Regions from separate parts of the Homo sapiens genome. Here region 2 is linked to region 1. Evidence: chromatin contacts called from ENCODE Hi-C or POLR2A ChIA-PET data. All regions are on one chromosome and are shown on one strand. The core of a region is the stretch at or near the end of the contact, and the rest is flanking DNA. Distances in the headings are between cores, read along the strand shown.

What was found. Hi-C counts contacts between places; a loop is a spot of excess contacts on that map. ChIA-PET counts read pairs that join two places held with the same protein, here RNA polymerase II (POLR2A). Pooled maps may share reads with other maps.
Region 2: a loop to region 1 is called in a map with no recorded cell type, with 9 times the contacts of the local background. The contact joins two enhancer-like sites. A Hi-C loop is called at or near these places in 4 of 37 single-sample maps with no recorded cell type and 2 of 50 pooled maps. POLR2A ChIA-PET finds 5 or more read pairs at or near these places in 4 of 52 experiments (A549, GM12878, WTC11 and 1 more).

Annotation. Positions count from the first base shown.
Region 1 is chr7:2,817,205-2,824,077 of GRCh38, reverse strand. The region is part of intron 1 of GNA12 (G protein subunit alpha 12); the gene reads left to right. Among named protein-coding and RNA genes, the nearest start is that of GNA12, 24 kb to the left of the region's middle. RefSeq lists enhancers at 1,692-2,381, 2,382-3,071. Within about 2 kb of position 2,082, at least 23 of the 41 ENCODE cell types and tissues checked have a DNase peak (open chromatin) inside an H3K27ac peak, as active enhancers do; they include GM12878, where a contact is called at or near this core.
Region 2 is chr7:2,891,714-2,898,440 of GRCh38, reverse strand. No RefSeq gene overlaps it. Among named protein-coding and RNA genes, the nearest start is that of CARD11-AS1, 49 kb to the left of the region's middle. RefSeq lists an enhancer at 1,067-1,568. Within about 2 kb of position 3,765, at least 5 of the 41 ENCODE cell types and tissues checked have a DNase peak (open chromatin) inside an H3K27ac peak, as active enhancers do; they include GM12878, where a contact is called at or near this core.

The DNA of each region.
Region 1 (6,873 bases), core at 833-3,332:
ACCATTTTTGAGACAGGCAGACATGGGTGTGATCTGTTCAACTGGAAAAGGAGTCAACTATCTTTTAGGAACCATGTTTTGAATGTGAGCAAAAAGAATGGTGGTGGCATATGGTAATGACACTAACATGTAATGAGCGTTTCTCTCTAATTAAAGGGGATTTATTTTTATTGCCCTTATCTCTGTTTTCTAGAATGCGCATTATTTTCATGGGAAAAAGAGTCTTAGAAAAGACATTGCTTCTTTCTCTAAGTAATTTTACTGCATGATCTTTATTCTATGAAGTTTACTCATTTGCATTGGGTTTTATAGATATTAGTAGGTAGTTTGTGCTTTATTATGTCTGCAACATGCTTTTTTAATTTTTAATTTTTTTTTTAGCTTGCCTAGCCAACTAGAATGAAAGATCCTTTGACATTGAGTATTGCATTTTTATTTTTCCTGTATTCCAGCTTGTAACAGACACTTCCTAAGTGCTTATTGAACGAATTGTTCTAATTCTTTTAAGCAACGACTGGCCTCTTCCCGAACAGTTTTATTTTTCTAAATCTGCAGAGGGTTATTATTAGCATGCTTGAAAGACCAAAGAATGATTGTCTAATTCTTGAAGGTTCTCATTTGTTCTTCCTTATGCCCTCTGTTCCTGTTACCTTCCCCAAGCACTCCTCCTGCATATGCCGTCAAAGTCCTGAATTGGGGCTGCGGTTGAAGTTGGAGTGTCAGAACACGCTTTTGCCCTTACTGCTATCAGCCTTCAGTCAGATAAGTAGCCTTTTTATATAAATAGTTCCCTCTTGTCTCTGTAGAGCTGGGGAAGGCGGGGTCCCTTGGGTTTGTGTGTATGCTGGATGAAGCAGACAGAAGGGTTCTTCAGGGTATGGGGCCGTCTCTGGACTACACCAGGAAGCCTGGAAAAGGCCCTCCAACAAAGCCTGCCATAGATGATGCCTCGGACCCCACGTTTTTAGTTACAAATAATATACAAATAGTTACTGAGAATTAAAGTTACTTTCTTCAAGGCCATCAGAGTGGTTGGTAACTGTAATGTCCCTGAAAGACTCAGTGTCTTTAATCTCCTAAACCATGTTGAATTCCAGTAATGGGAGGCCAGGGAATGGGCAGAGGACTGATAGTGAATCTAGGGAGCACCTTTTTATCACATCTAGGAGGGGGCTGAGCAGACTCTCTTAGGGACTGAGGGGGTTGAGTGTTTATCTCCTTCAACTCCTTTCCAAGTCATTGTCTTTAAATCTTTCTTTTCTTTTGGAAACGGAGTCTTACTCTGTCGCCCAGGCTGGAGTGCAGTGGGGCGATCATAGCTCGCTGCAGCCTTTACTTTCTGGACTCAAGTGATCCTCTCAGTTCAGCCTCCTGTGTAGCTGGGACCACAGGCACGCACCACCACGCCTGGCTAATTTTTCTGTAGAAACAAGGACTCACTATGTTGCCCAGCCTGGTCTCAAACTCCTGGGCTCAAGCAGTCCTCCTGCCCTGGGCTTGCAGTCCTTTTTCTTTTTGTTGATTGAGGCTGATCTCACGCTCTTGGGCTCAAGCAGCCCTCCCACCTTGGCCTCCCAAAGTGCTGGGATTACAGGCGAGAGCCACCACGCTTGGCCCTTCAATCTTTATCAGGGTTTGAGAAGGGGACTTCCATAAGATATGTCTTAGATTGGGGAGGTTAAGAGTGTGCCAGGTCTCAGGCCCACCTAACTCAGAACTACCACTCTTAGTTACTGGACTGTCTACAGATGCTAGTTCCAGTAGGTAGATCTCTGAATTCTGAAGAAATTGCCCAGTGAAGCCTGACATGCAAAACAACCACTCCAGTCGCTGCCGCTGTATGGTTGAAAACGTACGAAGAACAACATCTCGGAGGAGGCATAGCTTCCCACAGAAGCTTCAGAATTTGTAGGTTTAGATAAAAAGTTAAAAGAGAATGGGAAGGCTAAGCACATTCTAACGTTTTTTAGCTAGGTTTGTTAAGAAATGTTGGTGGTAATCTGAATCACCCTTGTTGATGTGTATATCACATTTTACATAGTTCTAGTCATCACATCCTGGAATGTCAGCCTGGGCGGGCATGCGAGGGCCTGGTCTGATTCCCCTGTGTCCCTAGGGCCTGGCACCATGGCAGCACATAGTAGGCATTTGAGTATTTGTTGGATGCATAAATAAATTCTTGTAATAAATACAGGAAAAAGGTCTTAGGGAACTTGAAAGCCAAATTTTAATATTGATGATCTTGTAAACAAAGTATTTTTCATGTTTTAGTAACATGAAGGTCAGGATTCCACTAAGCAGGAATATGGTGTAACCTCATGTTTCCTGGCAACTAGCCCTTTGCTACTAGACTTGCCACAGGAAGGGAAAGAGCTTACCTAGCATTGTTCATCACTGTCTTGCTAAGGTGGAGGAAAACGAGGAGCAGGGAGCTGAGAAAATAGAATAACTGCAGGAGTTTCTCTTGTCCATAGGGCACACCGTTTGGGGTGAATTGTTTTGCTTGGGGCCACCCAGTGAGTTCGTTTGGAGTTGCAAGCCTCGCTTCCTTATATAGAGTCATTGATACAATTGGGGAGTTTCCTGAGTGGATGATTAAAGCAGTTCTGTATTCATTCTTCTCTGTAAGTGCCAACACCTGGCCGTGATTTCTCTGCGGTCAGCTGGAGACTGACATCCATTTTCTCACAGTATTTACGAGGGAAGGGAACCCTGGTTGGTGAATTCATTCTCATGGTCTTTTTGCCCGAGTCAGCAGCAAGACAGTCACCTTGCCACGGGAGGCAGCGTGTCCCTGTGTTGAACAGGCGGAGAGTCTCCCCTCAGGATACAGCAGGAGTGATTGGAATGATTCTGTTTCTCAGCCTGTCTTGCAGAACATCTGTAATCTAAGCGTCATCACAAAAATTCTTAAGCCAAGAATAAGCAGAACATTAACCAGAGAATAATTGATTGGCATCTTTCACCTAGACAACATTTTTGTGAAATGGGAGTGATTCCTGTGGAGTTTTGTCCATGTTGATGAAAACATGGATGTAGGCCGGGCGCGGTGGCTCACGCCTGTAATCCTGGCACTTTGGGAGTCCAAGGCAGGAGGTTTCTTGAAGTCAGCAGTTCAAGACCAGCCTGAGCAACATAGTGAGATCCCATCTCTATCAGAAATTTTTAGAAATTAGCTGGCCATGGTGGTGCATGCCTGTAATCCCAGCTACATGGGAGTCTGAGGCAAGAGGATGGCTTGAGTCCAGGAGCTTGAAAGCTGCAGAGAGCTGTGATTGCACCACTGCATTCCAGCCTGGGTGACAGAGTGAGATCCTGTCTCTAAAGTAAAAAGTTTTAAAAGACACAGTTGGAGTTTCCTCTTTGGAAGATTACAGGGCAGAGGCCAGGGTGGTCAGTGAGTCAGGAGCTGGTGACTGGCCGGTGGGGCAGGTCTGGACAACAAGCAGCTGCCACACTGTGTGTCACTTCCGTGCTCTGTGCTTTACAGCGCTTGGGACTTTCTTTTTCAATTTTTTAGCTTTTTTAATTTTATTTTTTATTTTTTTGTAGCGATAGGTTTTGCATGTCTCCTGGGCTAGTTTCAAGCGATCCTCTCACCTCAGCCTCCCAAAGTGCTGGGATTACAGGCATGAGCCACCATGCCTGGCCTCAGCTTAAAAAAAAAAAAAAAAAAGCTTTATTGAGCTATAACTCACATATCATACCATGCCCTCATTTAAAGCCTACAATTCAGTGGACTTCAGTCTATTTACAGAGCTGTGCAGCCATCACCACAGTCAATTTTTAAAACATTTTCATCACCCCAGAAAGAAACCCTGCAGCCACTGCACATTTTCCTCCTGCCCCAGCCCCAGCCCCGGGCGGCCACCAGCCCACTTTCGACACCGTGGATTTCTCTCGACGCTGTTGATTTGCCTTTTCTGAACATTTTATGTAAATGGAATCATACAGTATGTTGTCTTCTGCGACGGACTTCTTAGCATCGTTTCTTCAAAGTTCATCCATGCTGTAGCGTGGCATCGTCATCCCTCTAAGCGGCCGAATAGCATTCCCTTTTGCTACGCCCCGTTTTGTTTATCCGTGCCTCAGTCAGTGGCATCTAGGTTCTTTCCATCTTTTGTGTGTTATGAATGATGTTGCTATAAACATCCATGTGCGGGTTTTGGTGTGAACATGTTTTCTCTTGGGTGTATTCCTAGGAGTGGAATTGCTGAGTCAAATGGTTGCTTTATGTTTAACATTTTGACGAGCTACCCGAGTGTTTCTGAATTGGCCGCAACATTTCTGTTCCCACCAATATAACGTCTTTGGGGTCTAACCGTGCTTGTGTTTATCTGTCCTTTGAATTCCAGCCATCCCGTTTTCGGTTTGCCTTTCCTCGATGGTGAATGAGGTATAGCATCTTTTCATGTGCTTATGGGCCATTTGCGTATCTTCTTTGGAGATATGGCTATACAGATCCTTTGCCCATTTTTTTAATTTGGATTATTTGTCTTTTATGCAGACTAGGGAATTTCTTAAGGGGACTGCTTTTGGTTATTGTGTTTCTCACTTATAAACTCACCTTTCAGTAATGAGTCACATACACCTCCACAGCTGTTTTGGTTTTCTGTTGCCACTGTAACAAATTACCACAGGCTTCGGGACTTAAAACATTTATTTGTTAGCTCCTAGTTGCTTGGGTCAGAGGTCTGGGCACAGTGTGGCTCAGTTGGTTGCCCTGAGTGTCATGAGACTAACAGGAAGGTTCCAGCCGGACTGTGTTCCTTTTTGGAGGCTCTGGGAATGCATCGGCATCCAAGTTCATTCAGGTTGTGGCAAGGGTTCAGGTCCTTGCAGCTGTAGGACTGAGGTCCGGTTTCTTTTCTGACCTCCCTCGGCTCCTGGAGGCCTCCCTCCAGTCTTGCTTGCAGCCCCTGCAACTCAGAACCAGCAGCGAGCGGCTCACAAGGAACCTGCCAGACTTTTCCACCTTCCACATCTGCTTGTAAGGACTGGTGACTCCATCAGGCTCGCAGGGTAATCCAGAATAATCGCCCTATTTTAAGCTCAGCTGATTGGTAGCCTTAATTACCTCTGCAAAGACCTTTCACCTAGGTTCCCAATTGATGAATACCCCCGGCCATCTTTAGAATTCTGCCCGTGCCACGGGCTTGTGGCCTGCCTTACAGCCTTCTAGTTACAGGGGACCATGAAAGGGTTGTGAGGCTGGTCAGAGAGAGTAAGTGAAAACGGCAAGCGAAACCTGTGGGAGAGGCCACTTTGAGTCGCCTCCCTCCCTTGTTCGTTTGTCCTTTGCTTTTTTTTTTTTTTTTCAAGTTAGGGTCTCTGTCACCCACGCTGGAGTGTAGTGGCGCGATCTCGGCTCACTGCAACCTCCACCTCCTGGGCTCAGGCAATTCTCATGCCTCAGCCACTTGAGGAGCTGGGACTACAGGGCTACGCCACCATGCCCAAATATTGTTTGTATTTTTATTAGAGTCGGGGTTTCACCATGTTGCCCAGGCTGGTCTCGAACTCCTGACCTCAGGCAATCTGTGTGCCTTGGCCTCCCAAAGTGCTGGGATTACAGGCATGAGCCACCGCACCAGGCTTCCTGTTCTTTATTATAAGTTGTATTTTCTTTATTACAAGCTGTAGTTTGTCTAGCCTCTAATCAGTGGTTCTCCGTTGGAGAGACTATGCTCCCCAGGGGGACATTTGGCAGCGTCTGCAGGCGTGTTTGGTTGTGACACTGATGGGTGCCGCCGGCATCTGATGGTTGGAGATGCTGCTGACTGTCCTGCAGTGTGTGAGGCGCTCCAAAACAGAATTCCCCAGCCCCCAGATGTCAGTACTGATGTGGTAAACAAACTTTGTTCTATGTCAGATGGCCAGTTTTTTAATGGCAGAATTACACTATTATGTAAATAATTGATGTTCTTAATGATGACTCCCCCCAGAACCTACAAAACCCTGACATGCCTGTTAGCTGTGTAGGGAGTCATTCCGTGTTCATTGAATTAATTTTAATACGTTATAGTGAACTACAGTCCCACTTGAAACATTAAGAGCAATCTTACAGTGTGCTAGTACTTTTTCTTCTTTTTTTGTTTAGTTTCCTAACTATGAAAGCAGGTGTTCTAATACATTTGGAACTAATAATTCATGTGTAGTGTACTTATGGAGACTTAAAAATAAAACTAAAGGGAGGGAAGGAGGAATGGAAGGAGGAGATGATAATTAACAAAGAATTCCTTATTCACAATTAATAGATGACAACATTTGTCATAACTTTAGATGTTTCTTCTATGTTCCGTTCTCCTCCCCAGTCCTAATACTGGAACCAAACTGCTTAGACCAGAATCCTGAGTGACCTTGGATCAGCTGCATTCATTCATTTGTTCCACAAACATCTGAGTGCCAGGGGCTGTTTTCAGCATTGGGAATAACAGCAGTGGCCAAAAGTCAGAGTCCATGTTGTCTGCGTAATGGGCAGGTTAGGGACAAATAATGAGTAAGTGAAGAAATATATAATGTCTCCACAGAGAGAGCTGAGGGGCTGGTGTGGGCAGAGCAGAGTGAGTGAGGGCGAGAGAGCAGGTGGACATGGGGTGGCTGGGGTAAGGGAGGATATACAGTCTTGCAGGCTGTGTAAGGATTCTCATTTAAAGTGGAGTATGGGCCGGGTGTGGTGGCTCATGCCTGTAATCCCAGCACTTTGGGAGGCCGAGGCAGGGGTGGGAGGAATCACCTGAAGTCAGGAGTTCGAGACCAGCCTGGCCAATGTGGTGAAACCCCGTTTCTACTAAAAATACAAAAAATGAGCTGGGCATGGTGGCGCGTGCCTGTAATTTCAGCTATCAGGAGGCTGAGACAGGAGAATCGCTT
Region 2 (6,727 bases), core at 2,516-5,015, 73 kb before region 1:
TTTTTTTTTAGAGACAGGGTCTTACTCTGTCACCCAGGCTGGAGTGCAATGGCATAATCATGGCTCACTGCAGCCTCCAACTCCTGGGCTCAAGCAGTCCTCGCACCTCAGTCTCCAGAGTAGCTGGGACTACAGGCACATGCCACCACACCTGACAAATGTTTAAAAAATATTTTATGCAGACAGATTCTCACTATGCTGCCAGGCTGGTCTCAAACTCCTGGCCTCAAATGATCCTCCTGCCTCGGCCTCCCAAAGTGCTGGGATTACCAGTATGAGCCACCATGCCTGGCCAAGAAGCAAAAGTCTTCGAGTTCCTTTACTTGGTTGCTGGGCTGTGTTTCTTGGCTTCAGACACTTCTGAGAGACTGCCCTTGGGTCACACCTTTGGAGGGGCGGACAAGATTCATGGCCAGAAAGTGGACAGCCTCCAGGCCCCATGAAGACAGTGAAACTATCAGAAACCGAGGCCACACCCAGCCCAGACCAGCAAGAGCCGATTGTGGATACCTCTTCCCAAGTCCCTATTCAGTGACTTTACAGGGGCAGCTTGATATTGGCATGATGGAGGTGTTTATACCAGGGAGGTGGCAAAAGCCATGAATCAGGATTTTTCCCCAGAGAGCAGGGAACTTTTTTTTTTTTTTTTTTTTTTATGGAGACAGAGTCTCACTCTGTCACCCAGGCTGGAGTACAATGGTGCGATCTCGGCTCACTGCAACCTCCACCTCCCGGGTTCACACCATTCTCCTACCTCAGCCTCCTGAGTAGCTGAGACTACAGGTGCACGCCGCCACGCCCAGCTAATTTTTTTGTATTTTAGTAGAGACGGGGTTTCACCATGTTGCCCATGCTGGCCTTGAACTCCTGAGCTCAGGCAATCCGCCTGCCTCGGCCTCCCAAAGTGCTAGGGTTACAGGCATGAGCCACTGCGCCGGGCCAGCAGGGAACCTTTCCTAGCACGTCTGTCTACAACTTTCTCCCAGACAGGGGACACCTGGTTCTTCTCATCTCTGCCTTTCGCACAACGGGATCCTCTCTCTCCTCTCTGAGTCTGCTTCCAGTGACCATTTTTATACTCAGCCCGCATATCCATATGGCTTCCAGCCCAGTGCTGCAGGAGGAATCTGACTGGACCAGCAGGCTTCCGGCTCGACTCACTGCGGGACCAGGCAGGGTCACATGGCGGGAAGGTGGCTGCCCAGGCCTGTGCGTTCAGCGGGGTTGTGGGGACTGGCCATCCTCAGGGAAGAGGTCACCAGTAGGGGGCACACCAGGGACACCCACTCCCGAGATCCCACGTGGCCCACCCTACTCTGTGACCCAGGCTTTTCTCAAGACACATTTCATTCCCCCAGGCCTTCACCGACCAGTACGCTGAGGAGGAAAACACAATAAACTTCAAGAAAAACACCAGAGGGCTCATAGGGACATTCTGGCAGGTTGGAGACGCAATTCAGAGAGAGAGGAGGGGCCGAGAGGGCAAGTGGACGGCTCCCTGGGCAACCCTTCCTCAGGTCATACCTACCTTTTCTCCCGATCCACGGATTTCATTGAATTTTTGTGTGTTAAAAATAACTGGCAGGGTGCAGTGGCTCACGCCTGTAATCCAGCACTTTGGGAGGCCGAGGCAGGTGGATCACCTGAGGTCAGGAGTTTGAGACCAACCTGGCCAACATGGTGAAACCTGAAACCCCGTCTCTACTAAAAATACAAACATTAGCCGGGCGTGGTGGCGAGCGCCTGTAATCCCAGCTACTAGGGAGGCTGAGGCAGGAGAATCACTTGAACCCGGGAGGCAGAGGTTGCAGGGAGCCGAGATCGCGCCATTGCACTCCAGCCTGGGTAACAAGAGCGAAACTCCCTCTCAAAAACAAAAAATAATAGTAATAATCAGAAACTGAAAGCAGACGTCTCTTTTGCCCATGGCCAGCTCACGGTGGGGGGCCTCTGGGGAGCTGGGTCTAGCAGTGCTTCACCTAAGAGGTCAAAGGGCTCCCCCTCCCCACGGGCCTGAGTCCCTTTGCCATCGGCAGCTCCCCTCCTGCCCCGGCACCTGGCCTGGCCTCTTGTTATCAGATCTCTGTTGATGAACTAGAGCAGCAACCCCAGGGCTGGGATAGCCACAGCCCTACCCAGGCAGCTGCCTGTGTTCCCATTGATCTCCCATCACATCCCATTACCGTCACTGCCGCACACATGCCTCTGAGTGCCCGCTTTGGGCGAGCGGAGTGGGGCTTGCAGCTCCTTTTGCTTGAGGCCTCTGGGTCTTCTAACCTTGAAGGTGACCTCCAAACTAGGCAAAGAGAACGGTCCCCTCCAGCAGACAAGGGTACCTACCATGCACCTGCCCATTTACACCTGGTGTTTACAAACCCAGCACAGACCTGCTCCCCTGGTGACCATCATTCCTACTTTACAGATGGGGAAACTGAGGCTCAGGGGGGTCTCACATCTGGGAACAGAGCTGAGATCTGAAGACAGAAACCTCCAGCTGGGCACAGTGGCTCACACCTCTCATCCCAGCACTTTGGGAGGCCGAGGTGGGAGGATCACTTGAAGCCAGGTGTTCAAGATCAGCCGGGGAAACATAGTGAGACCTTGTCTTTGCAAAAAAAAGTTTAATTGGCCAGCGTGGTGACACACACTGTAGTCCTTGCTACTCAGGAGGCTGAGGTGGGAGGATCACTTGAGCACGGGAGTTGAAGGCTACAGTAATCCGTGATGGTACAATCCAGCCTGAGCCACAGAGTGAGACCCTGTCTCTAAAAGTAACTATAATAATGAACAGGGGAACTTTCGAGGGCTTCTCACGGCCGCCTCAGGGCTTACTTGGTACAAGCTTCACTGAGGTGTGCATCAGGTCCAAGGACAGAGGTCAAGGTCAGACAAAATTCAGGAAGACTGGAGTTCCCAGGTGCTCAGGAGGCAGTGCTGAAAAATGAGAGGGGTGGGGGCCGGACGCAGTGGCTCACGCCTGTAATCCCAGCACTCTGGGAGGTGGAGGCGGGAAGATACCTGAGGTTGGGAGTTTGAGACCAGCCTGGCCAACATAGTGAAACCCCATCTCTACTAAAAATACAAAAAATTAGCTGGGCGTGGTGGTGTGTGCCTGTAGTCCCAGCTACTCAGGAAGCTAAGGCAGGAGACTTGCTTGAACCCGGGAGGCAGAGGTTGCGGTGAGTCCAGATCTCGCCACTGTACTCCAGCCTGGGTGATGAAGTGAGACTCTCTCTCAAAAAAAAAAAAAAAAAAAAGTTTTTAATTAAAAAAAAAACTAAAATTAAAATTTAAAAAAAAAAAAAGAATGAGAAGGGTGGGCCACCAATACTGGTACATATGTGGGGGCTCAGCTCAGAGCCCTGGCCCCTCCTCCCTGCAGACCCAGATATGGAGAGGTTGGTCCTGACTGAGGGTCCCCAGCATGGCCCACTTCCTGCACTGCCCCTGGGGTCAACAAGGCCCCTGGTGCCAACAAGGTCCTCTGCACAGGAGCACCCCAACCTGGGTCCCTGAACTCCTCGGTATCGTCCTTCCCTGGCAGCCCCAAGGCAAGACAGCCGGGGCCCTTGGCAGGAAGCTGGGGCTCACGCTGTGGGCAGGAGCTGCAGCTGCGCCGGGAAGCAGGTGGGTGAGGCGGGGGCGTGGAGGAGAGAGAGGAGAAAGGATTGGGGGCTTTCTGGTTTGTTTGGCTACTAAAATTAGCTGTTTGTGAACAGGGGGCCAAAGGCTCACACCCTCTCCTCTCAGCACAGTCTGCTTTGAAACCCCAGGTGCTTGGCTAAAAATTGTATTGAAAGTTTCCACGCGGCTTGGGGTGACTGGAAATGAGTCTCTGATACAGGATTGTCTTTCTTCCTTATTACATGTCACATTCAGTTCTGATGTTGTTTTGACCGACGCTGTGTGCCCCTCCTAGCTTGTATGATGGGTGGGATACGAACGCAGGTATGAGGCTGTGAAATTGCATTTGCTTCTGTGTGTGTGCGAGACAGGGAGACAGAGAGACAGAAGAGGAAGAGGAGGAGGGACGGAGGAAGGGATGAAGAAGGAGACACAGAGAGGAAGGACCAAGGAAGGGAGAGAGAAGGAGAAGGAGGCAGGGAAGGAGGGAGGGAGAGACAGAAACAGGAAGAGGGGAAACAGAACAGAGAGAAAAAGAGAAACAGAAAGAAACACACACACACAGGCTTTTAGACCACTAGCTGCTTGGCTGTTACCAGCCAAGGCCCAGGTGGACATTAGGTGTCTTGTTTTTTTCTTTTTCCTTTTTCTTTTTCTTTTTGAGAGAAGTTCTTGCTCTGTTACGCAGGCTGGAGTGCAGTGGTATGATCACAGCTCACTGCAGCCTCGACCTCCTGAGCTCAATCTCCTGCCTCAGCCTCCAGAGTAGCTGGGACCACACACACGCACCACCACACCTAGCTAATTTTCTTTCTTTTTTTTTTTTTTAAGAAATAGGGTCTCATTATGTTGCCCAAGCTGGTCTCAAACTCCTGGGCTCAAGCAATCCTCCACCTCAGCCTACCAAAGTGCTGAGATGACAGGTATGAGCCACCACGCCTGGCCTGGGGTCTTGGTGATGGAGTAGCCGGGCCCCCAGATGTGCCATCCCATGTGATTTCACAGTGAGGAGTCCTAGGGTGTCTGTTGGCTGGGAGATGCCCATATTGTGGGATGACGTGGAGCCCCAGGGTTGGAAATGGCCACATCTGAGCTCTCTGACAGCTTTCTGTAAGCCCAGGGAGGTAACGTCACACTAGAAAGGCTGGGTGACGAGCCACAGGAAGTCACTGTGAGGACCCAGTGAGCCCGTGCAAGGGGACCCCCCCACATGCAAGGGGACCCCCACATAGGCACCTCCAGCCCAGCTGTTAAATGGCCAGCCTAGTAGAGCCAGGTCCTCTTGGCATCTCTGCTTGGATTTCCCCAAATTCAGTGTCCAAATCCAAACAAACCGCCGGGTACGGTGACTCACATCTGTAATCCCAGCACTTTGGGAGGCCAAGACAGGCGGACCACCTGAGGTCAGGAGTTTGAGACTAGCTTGGCCAACGTGGTGAAACCCCATCTCTACTAAAAATACAAAAAAAAAAAAAATCAGCCGGGCATGGTGGCAGGCGCCTGTAATCCCAGCTACTCTGGGAGGCTGAGGCAGAAGAATCACTTGAACCCAGAAGGCAGAGATTGCAGTGAGCCGAGATCGTGCCACTGCACTCCAGCCCGGGCTACAGAGGGAGACTCCATTTCAAAAAAATAAATAATTTTTAAAAATAAACCCAACACTTTCTCCCTGGAAAGAGGAAACCTGTTCCTCTTCCCCCTCCACCAATGGCATCCCCACCCACCAGTCACTCAGGCTTAAAGCCCAAGCCTCATCCCCGGTTCCCAGCTGAACCCCAACAGACACCTCAAATCCCCTGCTTCTCTCCAGCCCCACCCTCTGCTCCATCTGAACCATGAACTCCCCTGAGCCTCTGAAAGCCCAGAGACTCCCTTCTCAAAATAACATTTTCAAATGCATGAAATAAAACACACAGGATCGCAAAGGAAGCCAACTTTCTTATCAAAATATTTAAAGAGCAAATGGGTAATCCGGTAATTTGCATGCTTTTTTGTGTGTGTGGTGAGTGAATGTATTAAATCACAGGATTGAATAACAAGCTCTGGCAGTGGGGCCAACAGCTGTCGTTATTCTGGAGTTGTGACAAGCATGCTTGGTGTTTCACGCTACCTGCGGCAGCTGCAGTGGGATGGGAAGACCCCCGTGTTTCTACTGATGAACGTGTCCCAGGCGCTGCATCATGCCTCTGCAGTTTTGTTTTTTTTTTTCTTCCATTCATTCATAAGGCAAGGAAATGCTCACTTTCCATTAGGGGGTAGGGAAAATAAAGATGTCATTTTTTTTTTCCATTCAACATTCACAGACTCCCTGAATTCTCTATCCATGGATTCGAATGAAGAGCGCCCTGATGGAGGGATCTTTCTGGAACACAAATTGGAGTGTCACTGTGATGATTGAGACCTTCCCATTGGAAGCTACCAGAATTGCTAATTTTTTTTTTTTATTTTTTTTTTTGAGATGGAGTCTTGCTCTGTCACCCAGGTTGGAGCGCATTGGCGTCATCTCGGCTCACTACACCTCCACCTCCCAAGTTCAAGCGATTCCCGTGCCTCAGCCTCCCGAGTAGCTGGGATTACAGGCTTGCACCACCACGCCCGGCTAATTTTTGTATATTTTTTTTTTAGTAGAGACAGGGTTTCATTCACCATGTTGGCCAGGCAGGTCTCGAACTCCTGACCTCAAGTGATCTATGCACCTCAGCCTCCCACAGTGCTGGGATTACAGGCGTGAGCCACCACGCCCAGCCTGGAATTACTATTATTTATTTTTTTATATTTTATTTTTTAGTAGAGAGGAGGTCTCGCTATGTTGCCCAGGCTGGTCTTGAACTCCTAAGCCAGGGCAACCCTCCCACCTGAGCGTCCCAAAGTGCTGGGATAACAGGTGAGAGCCATAGCACCTGATCCCCTGCTGCTGGAATTAAATGAGAACAATCTGCCGTGCTTACATGGCCTGGCCCCTTCCAGAACCTTCTTCCTCCTACTGGCTATATTCAGCCACACTGGCCCCCTGTTGGTCCCCAAAACTCTTTCTGTGCAAGGCCTTAGTGGCGGTGTTCCCTCTGCTGCCCCCTCCCGCTTCCCTCCCCCCCTCCCCTGGTAT